Linked DNA regions of Homo sapiens: region 2 is linked to region 1. Evidence: read pairs that join two places in POLR2A ChIA-PET (ENCODE). Cell type or tissue: Panc1. All regions are shown on one strand. Each heading gives the region's core, and the rest is flanking DNA. Links, peaks and the distances in the headings are about the cores only. Region 1 has its middle 32 kb from the start of KLF13. Region 2 has its middle 21 kb from the start of LINC02352.

The links. Peaks named below come from ENCODE experiments on the same cell type or tissue, not always from the same donor. Only the 100,000 strongest peaks of a DNase experiment are listed, where the experiment ranks them.
Region 2: POLR2A ChIA-PET joins it to region 1 with 7 read pairs; 2 of 35 experiments call an interaction of 5 or more read pairs at or near these places.

The regions. Positions count from the first base shown.
Region 1 is chr15:31,289,386-31,300,249 of GRCh38, forward strand. No RefSeq gene overlaps it. Among named protein-coding and RNA genes, the nearest start is that of KLF13, 32 kb to the right of the region's middle. RefSeq lists an enhancer at 9,408-9,723. In Panc1, for the core only: no CTCF peak of the experiment used is centred there; no DNase peak of the experiment used is centred there; H3K27ac peaks cover 3,166 bases; H3K27me3 peaks cover 384 bases.
Region 2 is chr15:31,190,746-31,198,745 of GRCh38, forward strand. No RefSeq gene overlaps it. Among named protein-coding and RNA genes, the nearest start is that of LINC02352, 21 kb to the right of the region's middle. In Panc1, for the core only: CTCF peaks have their summits at 6,893 and 7,135; no DNase peak of the experiment used is centred there.

The DNA of each region.
Region 1 (10,864 bases), core at 2,865-10,864:
GTTAAGGTTATTTTATGATGCAAGATATAATCCATCTTGTTAGATATTCCACATGTACTTGAAAAGAAAAAATTTGTGCTCTGCTATTGTCAGATGGAGTATTCTAAAAGTGTCAACTGGATTCTTTTGGTAGATGGTGTTGTTCAGGTCTTCCAAATCCTTACTGATTTTCAGTTTACTTCTTCTATTGGTAATTGAGAGAAAGGTATTAAAGTTTCAAACTATAATTGTGAGTGTTTCTATTTCTTCTTACAGTTTTGTCAGCTTTTGCTTCATTTATTTTGAAGCTCCATTGTTAGCTGTATACATATTTAGGACTTTTATGTGTTCTTAGTGAATAGACCTTTATATCATTGCTCTGATGTCTACTTTTTCTAATATTTATATACCCACTCCAACCTATTTGTATGGTATATCATTTTGCATCCTTTTACCTTTATCTTATCCATATAATAATATTCTAAATGGGTTTCTTATAGACAGCATACAATTGGTTCTTGTTTTCTAATTCCATTCTTATAATCTCTCTCCTTTAATTTGTATGTTTAAACACTTATATTTAATGTAATTTTTGAAGTTTGGGTTTAGATCTACAATTTCTTTGTTGGTTTTCTATTTGTTCCTTGATTTTTTTATTCTGGTATTTTCCCCTCCCTTCCTTTATTTGGATTATTTAAATATGTTTAGTATTTAATTTATATTTAATTCTTCAGATTTTTAAATGATATCTCTGTACTTTCTTAAGTGATTGCACTGTGGATTACAATATTCATTGTTATATATATATATATATATATATATATATATATATATCTTTTTTGTAATCTACATAGAATTAGTATTTTACCACTTTAGGTGGAATTTTAAAAACTTTTTTTTTTTTTGAGACAGAGTCTCACTCTGTGGCCCAGGCGGGAGTGCAGTGGCACAATCGCAGCTCTCTGCAACCTCCACCTCCTGGGTTCAAGTGATTCTGCTGCATTTGCATTTCAAGTAGCTGGGACTACAGGCGCGTGCCACCATTCCTGGCTAATTTTTGTATTTTTAGTAGAGACAAAGTTTCACCATGTTGGCCAGACTGGTCTCGAACTCCTGACCTCAAGTGATCTACCCGCCTCAGCCTCCCAAAGTGCTGGGATTACAGGCATGAGCCCCTACACCTGGCTGAAATTTAAAAATTTTACTGTCATACTTTACCCTTTTCCCTTTATCATATAGTTGCCATATATGATACATGTGTGATACTACCCCCAGTGAAAATCACATCAGTGTTATACTTTGACATTAAATGGTCATACATATTTTAATGAATTTAAGAGGATAAAGATAGTGTGTTATATTTACCCATATATTTGCCATTTCTGTTTTTCTTCTTAAATTCCCAATGTTTCAAGTTTGCCTCTGGTGTCATTTTCCTCCTATCTAAAAAAAACTTCCTTTAGATTTTTTTTTTCTTAAAGGAGATCTACTGGCAATGAATTTTCTTAATTTTCCTTCATCTTACAATATATTTATACCATTTTCATTTCTAAGGAATATTTTCACTGGACAGAAAACTCTGGGCAGACAGTTTTGGGTTTTTTTTTCAGTATTTTTTAAATGCTGTGCCACTTTCTTCTATCCTCTGTAATTTCTGATGAGAAATCCATCATCATACAAATACTTGATCCCCTGTTTAATGTTTCATTTCTGTTTGGCTGCTTTCAAGATTCTTTTCTTTGTCGTTGTATTTAGCAGTTGATTATCCTGTGTCTGTTCATTAATTTGTTTAAGTTTATCTTGTTTGGGATGCACTGAGCTTCTTGAATGTGTAAGTTCATGTCTTTCACCAAATCGGGAAATTCTCAGCCAGTAGTCTTTCCTTCCTTTCTTCCTTCCTTCCTTCCATCCGTCTTTCTTTTCTTTCTTTCCTTCCTCCCCTCCCCTCCCCTTCCCTCCTTCCTTTCCTTCCTTCCTTCCTTTCTTTCTTCCTTCCTTCTTTCTTTCCTTTCCCTTCCCTTCCTTCTTTCCTTCTTTCCTTCCTTCCTTCCTTCCTTCCTTTCTCTCTCTTTCTCTCTCTCTCTCTCTTTCTTTTTTCTTTTTCCCTTTCTTTTCTTTTCCTTTTCTTTCTTGAGACAGGGTCTTTCTCTGTTGCCCAGGCTGGAGTGCAGTGGTGTGATCTCAGCTCACTGCAACCTCTGCCTCCCTGGTTCAAGCAATTCTCATGCATCAGCCTCCTGAGTAGCTGGGATTACAGGCATGAGCCACCATACTCGGCTAATTTTTGTGTTTTTAGTAGAAACGGGGTTTCACCATGTTGTCTAGGCTGCTTTTGAACTCCTGACTTCACGTGATCCACCTGCATTGATCTCCTAAAGTACTGGGATTACAGGCGTGAGACACCACACCTGGCCTCAGCTGGTATTTCTTCACATATTATATCAGTACCACAGTCTTTCTCTTCTCCTTCTGTGTTTCAATAATACAAACATTAGATCATTTCATGTTATTCCATAGGTTCCTGATGCTCTGTACATTGATTTTCTTTCTTTCTGCTATTCAATTTCTATTGCTCTAGCTTCAACTTTACTGACTTTTTCCTCTGCTCTCCATTCTGTTATTGAGTCCATCCAGGGAATTTTTAATTTCACTTGTTGCAGCTTTACGTTCTAAAATTTTCATTTGTTTCTTGTTTGTATTTTCTATTTCTTTGCTAAGATTTTCAATCCTTTCATCTCAAAAGTTTCCCTTTAGGTATTGCAGCATGGCTACAATAGCTGCTTTAAGTCTTTAAAAATTCCAACATGTGTCATTTTAGGGTTGATGCCTTTTGATTGTCTTTTTCCTTTTAGTTTGAGATTTTTCTGGTTCTTTAAATACAAGGCATTTTGGGTTGTATCCTGGACATTTTGGATATTATGTTATAAGGCTCTGTGTCTTATTTAAATCCCAAAGAGAATGTTGACATTTTTGTTTTAATACACAATTGACCTGATTAGGTTTGGGCTACAGGTTCTGACCCACCACCTGTGGGCTGTGGTTCCAATGTCAATTCAGTTTTCAAAGGCTTTGCAATAATACTATGTGACTCTGCTCTGCCTGTGCATTCTCCATGGGCTTGTCTGGGACCTGGGGTTGTGGTCTACCTGTAAGCTCAATTCTCAAAGCCTGTGGTGTGCTATGAGGAACAGATCCATGCCGACGCAGCTCAGAAGTGAGCCTAGAAATTCATACACAATTCTATGGGCTTTCTCTCTTGAGACCTTTTCTTTCCATTATCTCCTCTGGAGCCTCCCTTTCTCAACCTGTGGCCAGAAAGGCCAGGCTTTAGTTTCTCACTCTGCTACACGCTTCCCACAACTGTGACTGCATCCAGAGCCAATCTGTGGGAGGATCCAGGGAGAGAAAAAACAATGACACTTTGTCTTACACTCCTGGTACCATGGCTCTTCTGGTCAGAGAGAAGGATTCCTGTCCATTAGAGTTTTAGGCACCCTTCCAACAGCCACTGCCCTTGTCACCCCTGCTGCTGTGGGATTGCTTGAGGCTGGGAGGGAGAGGACAGAAAAATAACCAGGGTATTCCTCTCACTCTCTGACTCTCAGGATTCCCCTTTCCTGCTCTTTTAGCAGAAAGAGAAGGCTTCTCTTGGAGTGCTCTTTGTCCACACCCATTGTGCCCTCCCAGGTTTTGGGGGAAGGGGCTTTGAGTCCAGGCTGGGTAATACTGGAGGAAAAGTACATGGGAAATACATCACTAATTTGGTGGCCCCCCGGCTTCTGGCCTCATTCCCCTGTCAGCTTACCATTGCTTTTTCAGAGTTCTCAGGCGGCTGCCCCTTGCCTTCTGTCCAGGAAGCATCATTTCACTCAGTGGAAAGGCAGATGAAAGGTGCTTATTTCTTCTCGCCCAGATCAGGAGCCTACCTCCATCTAGTCAATTTTTCATTTCAGATAGGGTATTTTTCCAGCTCTAGAGTTTCCTTTTTTTTTCTTTTTGTGATTTCAATGTCTCCCCTTGTTATGTTTGCATTTTTTAAAAAAATCCTTGAATATATCTATAATAGTTGTTTTAAAGTCCATGATTACTAATTCTATCACCTCTGCTTTTTCTTGGTCTGTTATTATTGATTCTTTTTTTTGTTTGTTTGTTTTGGGTTACATTTTCCTGCCTTTTGCATGTCTAATAATTTTTATGGAATGCTGGACTTGAGAAAATTGCGTTATTGAATATCTGGATTTTGTTGTCTTCCTTTAGAGAGTGTTGCACTTTGTTCCGATAGGCACTTAATTCCTTTGTGCATCAACTTGAAACTTTCAAGATTTGTTTTAAAACTTTGTTAGGGCTTTATCTAGGGTCATTTCTTTCTGTGTTCTCTATTGAACTACAGGCACATGCCACTATAGAAGGGGGATACATTCTGAGAAATGCATTATTGGGCAATTGTGTTGTGCAAACAACATAGAGTGTTGAGTGTGCTTACGCAAACCTAGATGGTATAGCTTGCTACACACCTAAGTTATGTGGTACAGCCTATTGCTCCTAGGCTACAAACCTGTGCAACGTGCTGCTGAATACTGTAGGCAACTGTGACACAATGGTAAATATTTGTGTATCTAGACATATCTAAACATAGGAAAGGTAATGTGTTGTATTATAATGTCACATGGCTACGATGTCACTAGGTGAGAGGAATTTTTTAGCCCCATTATAATCTTATGGGACTCCTGTCATATATGTGATCCATCGTTGGCCAAAAATATCGTTATGTAGTGCATGACTGTAATTTGGTGTTCAGTGAGGACTCTCTCCTCTGGCTGGCCAGAACTTGAGGGCCTCCCAACCTGTGTGAGCTCTGGTTACTGCAATGTCTACAGCTGCCTATACCTGTGCATTGTGGTTGTATGCCCAGCCCCATGGATTCTTGCCCTATATAGGTACACATCTGTGTTCATCTGAGACTCAGGGTGACCCCATGCAGATTCATGAACCCCTTTTTCTTTTTTGTTTCTTTTTTTTTTTTTTTGAGATGGAGTCTAGCTCTGTTGCCAAGGCTGGAGTGTAATTGGCATGATCTCAGCTCACTGCAACCTCTGCCTCCTGGGTTCAAGTAATTCTCCTGCCTCAGCCTCCCGAGTAGCTGGGACTACAGGCACTCACCACCATGCCTGGCTAATTTTTGTAATTTTAGTAGAGATGGGGTTTCGCCATGTTGGCCAGGCTGGTCTTGAACTGCTGACCTCAAGTGATTCACCCACCTTGGCCTCCCAGAGTGCTGGGATTACAGGCAGAAGCCACCATGCCTGGCCTATGAGCCCCTTTTTCTGCCTCCTCAAACTCCAGTTGCAGTTTCCTCAGCTCGGCAAGACCACTGTTCTCTGCTGGATCCCCTCTCTGTCCCAGGGCTGGGAAATGCCTGCAGGCAAGAAGCCAGGTCGATTGTAGGGCTCATGCTCTCTGCCTAGCTGCTCTGAGGGATCATGTGCCTGCACTGCCTGTTATTTGCAAATAGTTTTTTCATATATTTTGTCTGGTTTCCAACTTGTTTGCAGCAGGAAGGCTAGTGTGATGCCAGTGCTCTGTCTTAACTGGAAGTGAAAGTCTGCTTATTTTAATCAGAATTATTGAATTATTGGACTGCTTTGACAGCATGTAGACAAAGCTCTAAGTTGCTTTTTAAATATGTTACCTGGTGGAGCATGATGACTCATACCTGTAATCCCAGCACTTTGGGAGGCTGAGCAGGGAGGATCACTTGGGAGGATCACTTGAGCCCAGGAGTTCAAGGTTAGAGTGAGCTATGATTGTACCACTGTACTCCAGTCTGGGTGGCAGAGTGAGACCCTGTCTATAAAAAAAAATACATAAAATTAAAATGTTACCTGATAAAAGAGATAGCCTAAGAAATTTAATTGAAATAAATATTGTACAGCCTGATTGCATTTTCAGACTTCTGACACAGTCCCGTGAAACTGTCTTAGGGAGATCCAGGGAAGCCTGTTTCTTAGAAAAAGGCTGCCATACTCTAAGAAGCAGCTCTATGATAATATTTGCAAAGCAATTAAACACAAACTTGTACTCCTGATTGTTACTGCAAAAGTAATACCTATCCATCATTGAAAATTTAGAATGTAATGGCAAGTCCCCCAAAAGAATCACCCATAGTCCCCATCAGTTAGCACTTGTCACTCTTTTTATTGTAGCACTAAACATGTATACTCTGTTGTCAATATATCCACACAAATAGTCTTGTATGAAAAAATTAGCTCATAATGTATGACTTCTATAAATGCTATGTTTGGGTCTCCCTAGCAGGGTGGATCTGATGGAAGAATTAGGGAGGTTGTTGATGATGCAAATTTACAAGCCAGTTATTTGCTGCACTGACCCGAAGTAGGCGGGTTGTTGCATGTGGATGGTGGCAGGATGGATGTGGGATGGACGAGTTCACTGAGAAGCCTCCGAGGGCTGTGGCTGCTGGGATGGCAGGGGAGTGTCCCTTGTTTCCCCTGGACATGCAGTGAGGCACAGGGAGAATCGATGCACGGGGAGAATCGATCCACGATAGGACCAGCCCCACCCCTCCTTCCCCCTAGGAGGTGGGATGGCAGACAGAGACACTTACAGACCATCTGTCCCAATAGTCCATAGAAGCCTTCTGGAGTCACAAATTTGCTGTAAGTTTATCTTCATTTAAAAAAATTATGTTGTAAACCAGAATTAAATAAAAGACACCAATTCAAGAAAGCTATATTGTGGAAATAATTTTTTTAAAGGCAAGTTATAAAAAGACAGGATAATTGTATTAAGAAACTTGAGACAAAGCCTTGTTGCTGTGAATAAGCTTAATTATTTAAATTTGACCTTCTTGGCAGTCAAGGCAAAAAAAAAGGAAAATAAAGAACATTTATAAAGCGCTTGCTATCTAACACAGTTCCGTGATTCTTTATTAGAAACCCTTGGGGGTGGATGCTTTTCTGATTCAGAACATTTGGATTTTAGACCAGTAATAAACTGCATATGTATGTTAAGTAACATGCTAACAGGATCGGGGTGGCAACTCATGACCAAGCACATTCATACATTTTTGCTGTGAAACATGCAAATATTCACACTAAGACTTTAACTATCCTTATATCTGACCAGGTCAGGTTTTGCCACCAAATGAGTTTGCCACAAACTTATGGAAAAAGTCTTGGTTTTCAGGAATATTTAGATTTTGGAACTGTGAGTTAGAGACTGCAGACCTGTAATAGAAGCTGTTAATTAATCTCTAGGGAGGGAGAAATGTTTTCCTACTTCACAAATCTAATACCATGTGGACTTTAAAGATATTGCACAACAAAAGGAGCAGGTTCACAGTGGATGTTTTACAAAAAAAATGCATTGTGTCAACAAACTCAACTGAACTCTATTGGACGGGCATCTGGCCTGCCACCAGGACGCCGGGAGGGGCAGGAGAGGGCAGGACGCAGCCCTGGATGCGGGATGACCTTTGCCTTTCAGGTACACATTGGCGGGTGGTGTTCTGCCTCAGGGGGCCAGAGCACAAAGGCAGCAGGGATTGAGTCCTGGGAGGAGGCCAGGGACTGAATCAGACGAGGCTCTGCAGGGCAGTGCCAGGTGTAGGGTGTTTGTTTGGCTGCAAGTGACAAAGACCCAGGCTCAAGCTGGAGGAGCAACAGGGACTGAGGATCTTGTAGCAGAAAGTGCAGAGGCAGGGTGGCAGTGGGCACCCTATGCCAGGCTCCAGGGTGTCTCCCTGAGTGTGGCCCTCCTCCGGGTGTGGCCTCACCCTTGGCTGGTAAAAGATGTGATATCCTGACAATGGCAAAAGTCCAGTGGAACATGCTAGACTATTTCTTCCTGTGGGTCTCTTTTATCAGAGAGGAAACCTTAGCCAGGAATTCCCAGCCGACTTTTGTTTATGTCTCATCAGCAGGACAGGGTCCTCAGCCCCTCTCAGCAAGTGGGGAGAGAGTCAAACAGCTGGTAGTGGCCAGCCAGGACGGTCCCCACATCACTGGCAGGGAGGAGGGGGCACATCAAGGTGAGCCTCAAATAGTGGGGAAACGGGGGTCACAGCCAATGGGCCGGCCACCCATTGAGCTCACCAGGGGTGGGGAGAAGGGTATGCGGGGATAAGACAGAGCTAGTGGGAAGTCAGCCTTAAAACCCTGGGGTGGGTTGCAAGGACATGGGTGATGACAACCAAGGGAAGTCCTAGGCCTTGAGCTCGTGGGGAAAGGGGCCAAAAGGGCCTGGGTGAGTCTGGTCAGAGCTGCTCCTTCAGCATGGAGAGGCTTGGGAAAGCAGTGGGTTTGGGACTAGCGGAAGTGAGGGGCTGAGCCCCAGCTCGGGCAGTGATACGGGGGCCAGATCAAGGCACCTTTCAGGGCTGCAGGGCTGAGCGCACCCCAAAGCCCACCTGCTCCACACCTGTGCAGGAAGGGCAAGCCATGTGTCTTCTGTACCTGTGTGCACCACTCCAGTCTCTGGAAGTGTGGGTTGCTTCTCCCACACCAAGCAATGCAGTTCTCTACAAATGCCAAACAGGTGTCCTACAGTGTAACTCAATTCTGACTCAATCTACTTTGATAGCATCAGACCCCACAGGTTAAGGGCTGGGCTCAGTCCCAGAGAGCTGCCCCGCCCCGTCACATGCTGATTGCAGGTCCAGGTTGTCACTTGTGTTTCTGACAAACAGGCTGTAAATCAGGGGTTCCCGGGACTCCCTCCCTGGGTTCAGTCATTTACTAGAATGGCTCACAGAACTCAGGGAAACACTTTACTTACGTTTACCGGTTTATTTTAAAGGATCTTGTAAAAGATACAGATAAACTGCCAGATGGAAGACATGCACAGGTGGTCAGCGTGGAAAGGGGTGGGAGCTTCCGGGCCTCTCTACGTGCCACCCTCCCAGCCCCTCTGTGTGTTCAGCATAGGGTTCTCCCAACCTGTCATTTCAGGTTTTTATGGAAGCTCCATTACATAGACTGATTGATTACATCACTGGCCATTGGTGATCAAGTTGACCTTCAGCTCTTCTCCCCTCTCTGAAGGCGGGTAGTGGAGCTGAAATCCCAACCCTCTGATTATTGGTTGGTTCCCCTGGCAACCAACCCCGCTCCTGATTCTACCCAGGAGTCCCTAGCCACCAGTCCCTCCCATGAGCACACAAAAAGACACTTATGGCTTTGGAGATTCAAGAGTTTTAGAAGCCATGTGGCAGGAAAGAGGGTGGGGAGACCACAAAGGCCAAATGCATATTCCTCATTATAGCGCAATGTCACAATGTCCTGGTGTAGGAAAGTGATGGGTTCAGCTACCGCACTGCTGATGGGATACCTTCTATCCGTTTACCTTGACAGCTAAGTCTTCACAATGACCGCAAGGCCAGCCTCAAGTGTAGGATCCTGGAATCCGTTCTGCACAGAAGTGTGGCCTAGGCCCCGCCGGTTCCCCTCGTCTCCCACTCCTTGCCCATCCCACAGTCCCGCTAGCCCAGCCCAGCCGAGCCCAGCCCAGCCCACATGGGGATTATCACTGGAAACAGCTGCCCCTTCTGGCGCAAGGCCCACAGCTGTGCACCCCTATCAGGAAGAGACCCGGGGAGACCCATGAGGCCCAGGTGGAGGTGTCTGGGGGGAATTCTAGGCCCCAGGGCCAGCTGCATGGTCTAGAAGGGGCACAGGTCTGGGTGGGCAGATCTCCTGGGCCCACAGACTCCTTGTCTGTGGGGAGGGCACCACTGGAGGAGGGCCCGGAATAGGAGCTCTGATGGTGGCACTGGCCTCCATGCAGGGGGTGACAGGGGAATGCAGGGAAGGAGGGGGGGGAGGACTCTAAAGGAATACCGCATCACCTGGCCTGGGCCAGGAGGAGCGTGGTGCCCCCTTCACCAAGATGGGGCCTCCCAGGGAAATGGCTGGGCATGCATTCTTTTCTTTTTTTTTTTTTTTTTGAGACAAAGTCTCACTCTGTCACCCAGGCTGGAGTACAGTGGCGTGATCTCAGCTCACTGCAACTTCCGCCCTCTGAGTTCAAGCGATTCTCCTGCCTCAACCTCCCGAGTAGCTGGGATTACAGGTGCCTGCCACTGCTCCCAGCTATTTTTTTTTTTTTTTGTATTTTTAGTAAAGACAGGGTTTCACCATCTTGGCCAGGCTGGTCTTGAACTCCTGACCTCATGATCCACCCGCCTCGGCCTCCCAAAGTGCTGGGATTACAGGCGTGAGCCACCGCACCCAGCCGCATTCTTTTCATGTTAGTGTGGAGTCTTGGTATTTTTGAATGGCATAATATTCCACCGTGCAGATGGTGCCTCATCACACCCGGGCATCCCCGTCACCCCAGGGTGCAGGCTGTGCTGTTGGGAGGTTTGGAAAGGAGAGGAACCCAAGGGTAGGCTCCAAACAACACTCGGGCCAGGGAGGGCTCTCTCTTCTCCATTTGGGGTGTTTCTTGTTGATTTGTTTCCTTGTTTGTGGGAGCCTTGAGCAGGACTGGGGGCTTGCAGGAAGGCATGGGCGGCATGGGCAGAGCAGTCTTGCTCGTTTTGTTTGTGTGAAAGCTGCGCTCCTGGAGGCAGACCCCCAGGTGGCTGGAGGCCCTGAGGTCTGGAGCTCCCTTTTCTCCTTGCAGCCGAGTTGGCCCGGGCTGAGGCTCTAAGTCAGAGCCGTCCATGCATCAACTGCAAGAGAAAGGGAGAGTGTGGGGGCCCTGGGCTGGAGCAGAGACAGAAGGACCAAGCTCTGGGAGAAGTTGTGGCCTGGGTGCTGGCCGCCCCTGGAAGGAGTGCAGCTGGGGGCCCCTGGATGATAGCCCTCCTCCAGGGCACTATGATTACAACTCGGTGTTTGTTCATGCCCCCACCCAGGCCCCA
Region 2 (8,000 bases), core at 1-8,000, 100 kb before region 1:
ATAAATTAGACAAGAAAAAGAAAAGATGTCCAAATTGGAAAAGAAGAAGTAAAAATATACCTGTTTGGGCTGGGCGCAGTGGCTCACACCTGTAATCCCAGCACTTTGGGAGGCCCCAAGGTGGGTGGATCACCTGAGGTCAGGGGCTCAAGACCAGCCTGGCCAACATGGTGAAACCCCATCTCTACTAAAACTACAATGATTAGCTGCGCATGCTGGTGGGCACCTGTAATCCCAGCTACTTGGGAGGCTAAGGCAGAAGAATTGCTTGAACCCGGGAGGCGGAGGTTGCAGTGAGCTGAGATGGTGCCGTTGCACTCCAGCCTGGGCGACAAGAGTGAAACTCAGTCTAAAATATATATATATATATATATATTTTTTTTTTTTTGAAGAACTATTTGTATACCAATGCTCATAGCAGTATTATTCACAATAGCCAAAATGAGGAAGAAACTCAAGTGTCCAAGATGAATGGACAAACAAAATGTGCTATGTCCATATGATGGAATAAAGGAAGAAAATTCTGACACATGCTACAAGAGGAATGAATCTTGAAGACATTATGCTATAAGTGAAATTAGCCAGTCACAACAGGACAACACTGTAAGATTCCAATTATATGAGGTACCTCGAGTAGTCAAATCCATAGCAACAGGAAGTAGAATGACGGTTGCCAGGGGCTGGGGGCAGGAGGGAATGAGGAGTTGTTGTTTAATGGATACAGAATTTCAGATATGCAACTTGGAAAGAGTTCTGGAAACTGGCTGCACAATAATGTGAATGTACTTAACATGACTGAGCTGTACATTTATAAATGGCTAAGATGGTAAATTTTATGTTATATATATTTTACCACAATTCAACATTTTAAAAATGCTGGTGAAGATGTATAGAAAAATGGATCACTCATCTATTGCTGCGGGAATATAAAGTGGCACAGCCATTCTGGGATGCGGTTTGGCAGTTACCTATAAAACCAAACATGCAGCTACCATATGACCCAGCAATTGCACTCTTGGGCATTTATCTCGGAGAAATGAAAATTTATTTTTACACACAGCCCTGTGCATGAGTGTTCATAACAGCTTTATTTGTAATAGACCCAAAGTAGAAACAGCCCAGATATTCTTCAATAAGTGAAAGCCTAAACAAACTATGGAGCATCCATGTTATGGATACTCAGTCATGAAAAGAACAAACCATTCACACACACACAACAACTTGGATGAAATTTCAAGAGAATTATGCTGAGTGAAAAAAGTCAATTCCAAACGGGTACATACTGTCTAAATCCATTTATGTAACATCTTTGAAATGATAAAATTATAAAAATGGAGAGCAGATTAGTGGTTGCCAGGGTTAGGGAAAGGGTGGGAGGAAAGGGAGATGGAGCGGCTATTAAAAGGGATCCTTATGGGGATGGAAATAGCTGTGCCTTGATGAATCTATGTCAATATCTTGATTGTGATGTTGTACTACAGTTTTGCAAGATGTGATTATTGGGGGAAACTGGTGAAGGGTACATGAAAATCTCTGTATTACTACTAATATCTGCATTTGAATCTACAATTATCTCAAAATAAAAAAGTTTAATTTTAAAAAAGCAATAATAATAGATTATTATCTCTCCCTGTTTTCTGTGAGCATGGCAGCTACAGGTTGTCTTTGCTCCTGTGTGTCTGGGGTCTTAAGTGAAAAATGCTAAGGCAGGGGTGGGACCAACTGGAGGCCTCTTCCCGACCTATCTATCAGTAAGTTGGTGCTGGCTGCTGGCTGCTGGCTGGGACCCGAACTTGACTGTCAACCAGGACACCCACACATGGCTTCTCTGTGTTGCCTGGGCTTCCTCACAGCATGGTGGCTGGCTTCAAGTTCAAGTGTCCCAGTTAAAAAAACCAAGCCAATGGGAAGCAGTGTCATCATTTTTGACTGAGCCTCAGGAGTCACCCGGCAAATCCGCAGTCACAAAGTCTCCCCCAGACACAGGGGGAGGGAATTCTTACTTCTTCACGGGATTAGGCAAGGTTCTAGAAGGATAAATATTGTCATGGCCACTTTTGTAAAGAGTCAGCTTCCTCAAAGAAGGTCTTCCAAAGTGTAGAAAGTCCAGGCCTCAACACTCAGATCCTCCTTGAAATGCACTCTGAGAGACTAATGAGCTGTGATTTGAACCTGGGTCCCTTGGCCTAGGAGCCCCAAAAAGCTGGGGCAGTGTCTGGAGGCAGTCCCCTTCCTCCGCTTCCCTTCCTTTTCTGCATGGCTGGATGATTCGTTGGGCCCAACATGACCCAGTGGAGCCACCGTTACCAGCACGTGGTCAGGAGGAGGCTCAGGTGAGGGCCGGTACAGACTAAGCTGGAGCCCCAGATGCTGCCATTGCAGACACCTCCAGACTGTGGCCCTGGAACCAAGGGGCCTCAGCACAGGGAACTCAGAGGAAGGGCGTCGGGCAGGTATGAGGCCCCATCCCAGGCCATTTGGGAGTGGGGTAGACCAGGACTTCTTCAGATCAGAGGACTTCCCTCTTCCATCTGCTTTCCCTCAGGAAAAATGGCCTAGGGAAGATTTTTCAGCGGTTGACAGATGGGATCCATCCCTCCATCCACCCATCCAACACTCTGGGACCTGCTCGCCAGGATCCGGGATGATGGGAGCGGGAGACCAGCACAGATCAGCGCAAGGCCAAGCGGACACTTGGAAGCCCCCATTGTGGCCACCACACTCTAAGTGCCTGTACTCAGGACTGAGCTGATCTGTGTCGGGGCTGGAAGGGCAGAGGCAGGAGGGAGACCCTCCAAGGCTGGAAAGGTGGGTGCTGGAGCTCCAAGACTGTGGTGAGGGAAAGGCACTGCAACTGAGAGTGGGGCTTGGACGAGGGGATGTGGCTGAGGCCCTCACAAGGCTGCGGGTCCTCGCTGAAGTCCCTGGTTGGAGGCTGCAGCCTCAGGGAACGGGGTGGTGGAAACTCCCTCCACTGTCACAGAGAGATGGCCAGGAAGTAAGTCTCCACCTGAGGACTAGGGGAAAGCAACAAAGCCCAGCCTATGCCCCACACTGTACAGTTTTCTATTGCAGCACAGTGAATCACCACAATTTGGTGACATAGGCCAGACGAATTTATTATCTCAGAGTTTCTGTGGGTCAGGAGTCCAAGCACAGCTTAAAAAGACTCTCAGCTGGGCACGGTGGCTCACGCCTGTAATCCCAGCACTTTGGGAGGCTGAGGTGGGTGGATCACCTGAGGTCGGGAGTTCGAGACCAGCCTGAACAACATGAAGAAACCCCATCTCTACTAAAAATACAAAATTAGCAGGGTGTGGTGGCATGCACCTGTAATTCCAGCTACTTGGGAGGCTGAGGCAGGAGAATCGCTTGAACCCAGGAGGTGGAGGTTGTGGTGAGCCAAGATCACACCATTGTACTCCAGCCTGGGCAATAAGAGCGAAACTCCACAGTAAAAAAAAAAAAAAAAAAACTCTCTGCTTAGGGTCTCACCAGGCTGTAATCAAGTTTCCGTTCATTTATTTGGAGCTCCATGTTCTCTCTAAGCTCATTCAGGTTGCCCAGTTTGTAAGTTGCAAGATTCAGTTCTATCTTGCAGTTCCAAGACTCGGGTCCCCACTTTGTTGCTGGCTGTAGGCCACCCTGGGACTTGTCTCAGCTTCTGGAGACCATGCTTGGTCCTCGCGACATGGACTCTGTGTGCATCTACTCTGGGACTGCTATAAAGAAATACCGGAGGCTGGGTCATTTATAAAGAAAAGGGGTTTAATTGGCTCATGGTACTGCAGGCTGTACAGGAAGCATGATGCTGGCATCTGCTCGGCTTTGGGGAGGCCTCAGGAAACTTACAATCAGGGCAGAAGGTGAAGGGGAAGCAGATACGTCGTCTTACATGGCTGGAGCAGGAGCAAAAGAGGTGAGAGGGGAGGTGCTATCCACTTTTAAACAACTAGATCTGGTGAGGACCCACTATCATGAAGACAGCAACAAAGGGATGGTGTCAAACCATGAGAAACTGCCCCCATGATCCAATCACTTCCCACCAGGCCCCACCTCCAACACTGGGGATTACAATTCCACATGAGATTTGGGTGGGAACACAGATCCAAACCATATCAGACCCACAAGCAGTCTGCAACACGACAGTCTGCTGTCTTCTGGGCCACGTCTCCATGAAGCTTCACCTTCTTTCAAAGGCTCCTCTGGTTGGGCCAGGCCCACCCAGGATAACCTGGATAGTCTCCCTCTTGATTAATTCAATGTCAACTGACTTGTGACAATCACAGGAGTGACATCCTATCATAGTCACTGATTCTGCACACACTAAAGAGGAAGGAATTCTATAGGGAGTTCATACCAGGGGCAGGACTCTTGGGGCCATGCTAGAATCCCGCTTGCCACATATGGGTTTGGAGTCTGAATTTACACCTGTCGAATTGTGGAAATCTCCATGATTAACATCCATTAGGTCCCAGGCAGGAGATATCTTTGCAGTGCATGACAGAGGCAAATAGAAAAATTCTCACAGAAGGCTGGTCGTGGTGTCTCACGCCTGTAATCCCAGCACTTTGGGAGGATGAGGCGGGTGGATCACGACGTCAGGAGATCGAGACCATCCTGGCTAACACGGTGAAACCCTGTCTCAACTAAAAAATACAAAAAAATTAGCCGGGCGTGGTGGCAGGCGCCTGTAGTCCCAGCTACTCAGGAGGCTGAGGCAGGAGAATGGTGTGAACCTGGGAGGTGGAGCTTGCAGTGAGCCGAGATTGTGCCACTGCACTCCAGCCTGGGCGACAGAGCGAAGACTCCAGCTCAAAAAAAAAAAGAAAGAAAAATTCTCACAGGAAAAAAAAATTATATATATATATATATTATATATATATAAATTATATATATTATATATATTATATATATAAAAATTATATATATTATATATATTATATATATTATATATATAAATTATATATATAATATATATTATATATATTATATATATAAATTATATATATAATATATAAATTATATATAATATATATATTATATATATAAATTATATATATAATCACTGAAGATAACATCACAATAAAAAAATTGAACAGACACACGGAAACTCCATTCCCTGCATAAGCAAGTCAGCAGGCAAAATGAATAGGAGCATTGGGATCCATCCCAGGACCTGCAGACCTCTCCTCCTCAACAGGTGTGTGTAATATAGGTTTCCTACCGTGTACTTGGCTGTTGATCTAGATATTGCTTAAAAGGACAGTGAGATTGCATGAAAACCACCACCTACAAAGATGATGAAAATTTTCATTATGAAATTTTGTATTTCATTAAGTTTTAAGATATTTTGTAATGTTTTCCACATGAATGAAACTTTATCATATGTGACCCATTGCACTATTTGATCATATTATGTACAATTTGGGATTAATTTTCAAACCTAAGTATTGCTTTAAGAATTTGAGTAATGAGGCCGGGCACAGTGGCTCACATCTGTAATCCCAGCACTTTGGGAGGCTGAGGCGGGAGGATCACACTTGAGGCCAGGAGTTCGAGAGCAGCCTGGCCAATATGGTGAAACCCTGTTCCTACTAAAAATACAAAAATTAGCCAGCCAGGTGTGGTGGCACACACCTGTAATCCCAGCTACTCAGGAGGCTGGGAGAATCATTTGAACTTGGTAGGCAGAGGTTGCAGTGAACCAGGGTCATGCCACTGCACTCCAGGCTGGGCTGGGCATTTTTTTTTTTTTCTGGAAAAAAAAGAAAAGAAAAGAAAAGAATTCGAGTAATGATTCCAGTTGCTACCACCTCATCAGAGCAAAGTTTCTCTAAATTGAATTTAAATATATTTAAATATATATATAACAACTATTTTGTTGATTCAGGAAAGGTGTAACTTGGCTTTCCTATCATTTGAACATAAATCTATGAAAATCTCATTATCTCAACATAATCAGTGATTTTGCTAAAGCAAAGGCAGGAAAAATAAATTTTACAGAATAAATAACAGTTTATGAAGTATGACTTTATTATTCATGCAAACAACACCAACCCATCAACATCACACCCAGACATGAACAATAATTAAATTCAGCCATCTATGATATTTTGCCACGTTTCAATCATATAAAAACTGTAACTTTATACATATTAGTTTGATTTATGACCTTTACTTTTTTTTTTTTTTTTTTTGGTAGAGATGGGGTCTCCTCATGTTGGCCAGACTGGTCTAGAACTCCTGACTTCAAGTGATCCGCCCTCTTCAGCCTCCCAGAGTGGTGGGATTACCTTTCTTTTTTTCTTTTTTTTTTTTTTTTTTTTTTGAGACAGAGTCTCCCTCTGTCCCCCAGGCTGGAGTGCAGTGGCGCAATCTTGGCTCACTGCAAGCTCTGCTTCCCGGGTTCACACCATTCTCCTGCCTCAGCCTCCCGAGTAGCTGGGACTACAGGTGCCCGCCACCACGCCCGGCTAATTTTTTGTATTTTTAGTAGAGGCAGGGTTTCACCGTGTTAGCCAAGATGGTCTCGATTTCCTGACCTCGTGATCCGCCCGCCTCGGCCTCCCAAAGTGCTGGGATTACTGGCGTCAGCCTCTGCGCCTGGCCGAGTGGTGGTATTACTGCAGGTGTGAGCCACCACACCTGACTATGATTTTTACATGTTTAGACATGTGGTCAGAGGGCCCTGGACACTGTCACTCTAAGAGGGTCGCTGGGAAAAAGGCCAAGCCTGGGGATCACAGCAGAGGACACACCTGGAGCAGCTGGGTCTGAGGGACTGGGCTCCCCTCTGAGGTCACGGTGCCCTTGCAGGGAGGGCCAGGCCAGCAGCAAAGACACACATCTCCAGGTTCTGTTGGACCAGGCCTCAATGGCGCCGCCACGTGGCAGCGTGGAGCAATGTCAGGAACCTGCTCTTCCCACACCAAGAAAACTTTGCACCAAGTCCCCAGGGATTTTTTTGGATTGATTGATTGATTTCTTGAGAATTCAAGGCAAGAGGGGACTGCCAGGGGAAGATATGGGGCTTTCTATTTTTAAGGCCAGTGAATACCAGAATGATTAATTTCAAAGATAATTTGCATTCTGAGTTTGTGGAGCGACACACCAAGAAGTAGATTGTTTTGTGCACAGCAGCTGGGAGCAGGTGGCATAGAGGTTAAACCAGGGAACCTGGACCAGACCTGTGCTTATGTGCTGGCTCCATTACTGGTTAGTCGTGTGATGCCAGGCAAGTTCTGTGGTCTCTCCAAGTCTGTCTTCCCCCAAGTCAATGGGAGTCGTGGGCAGCCTCAAAGCCCCAGAGATGCTGTGATTGATTGAGACAAACTTTGCTTGGCTCCTGCACTCAGTACGGGCTCTACCAATGTAGCTCTCTTTCCCTTCTCCTTCTTCTATCCCTAACCTCCCCCTCCTCCTCCTCCCTCGTAGATGGCAATCCTTGAGTGCTTGTTGGGTGAGTTAATGAATTTGGATGCAAGCCACCAAGGGCGATGGACTTGATCGGTTTCTCCAATCATCCTCGAATTGCCTGGATTCCTACCACACTCCGCCTTCCCCTCCTTAGTCAAGTGTGTTGGACTTTTCTGTCTTTGAGTACCCAGCACACTGTTCCCCAGCTGAGGGCCTCCTGTCTCAGTTTACAGAGAAAACAGAGGAATCGGGCACTTGCCTTCCTTCCCCCATCTTGCTGTCAGCCAGCATCCCTTCTCCTCTGCTTCCATGGGGCCAGCCCTGCCTTGTCCCTTCAGCTCACCATGTCTAAGAACTTCACTCCTGCAATTACCCTCCTCTCACAGTTGGGTTACCAAGTCATGTTACATATCTCCACTCTTTCTTTTCTTTTCTTTCTCTTTCTTTCTTTCTTTTTCTTTCTCTCTTTCTTTTCTCTTTCTTTTCTTCTTTCTTTCTCTCTTTCCTTCTCTTTCTTTCTTTCTTTTTCTTTCTTCCTTTTTCCTCTCTCCCTCCCTCTCTCCTTTCTTTCTTTTTCCTCT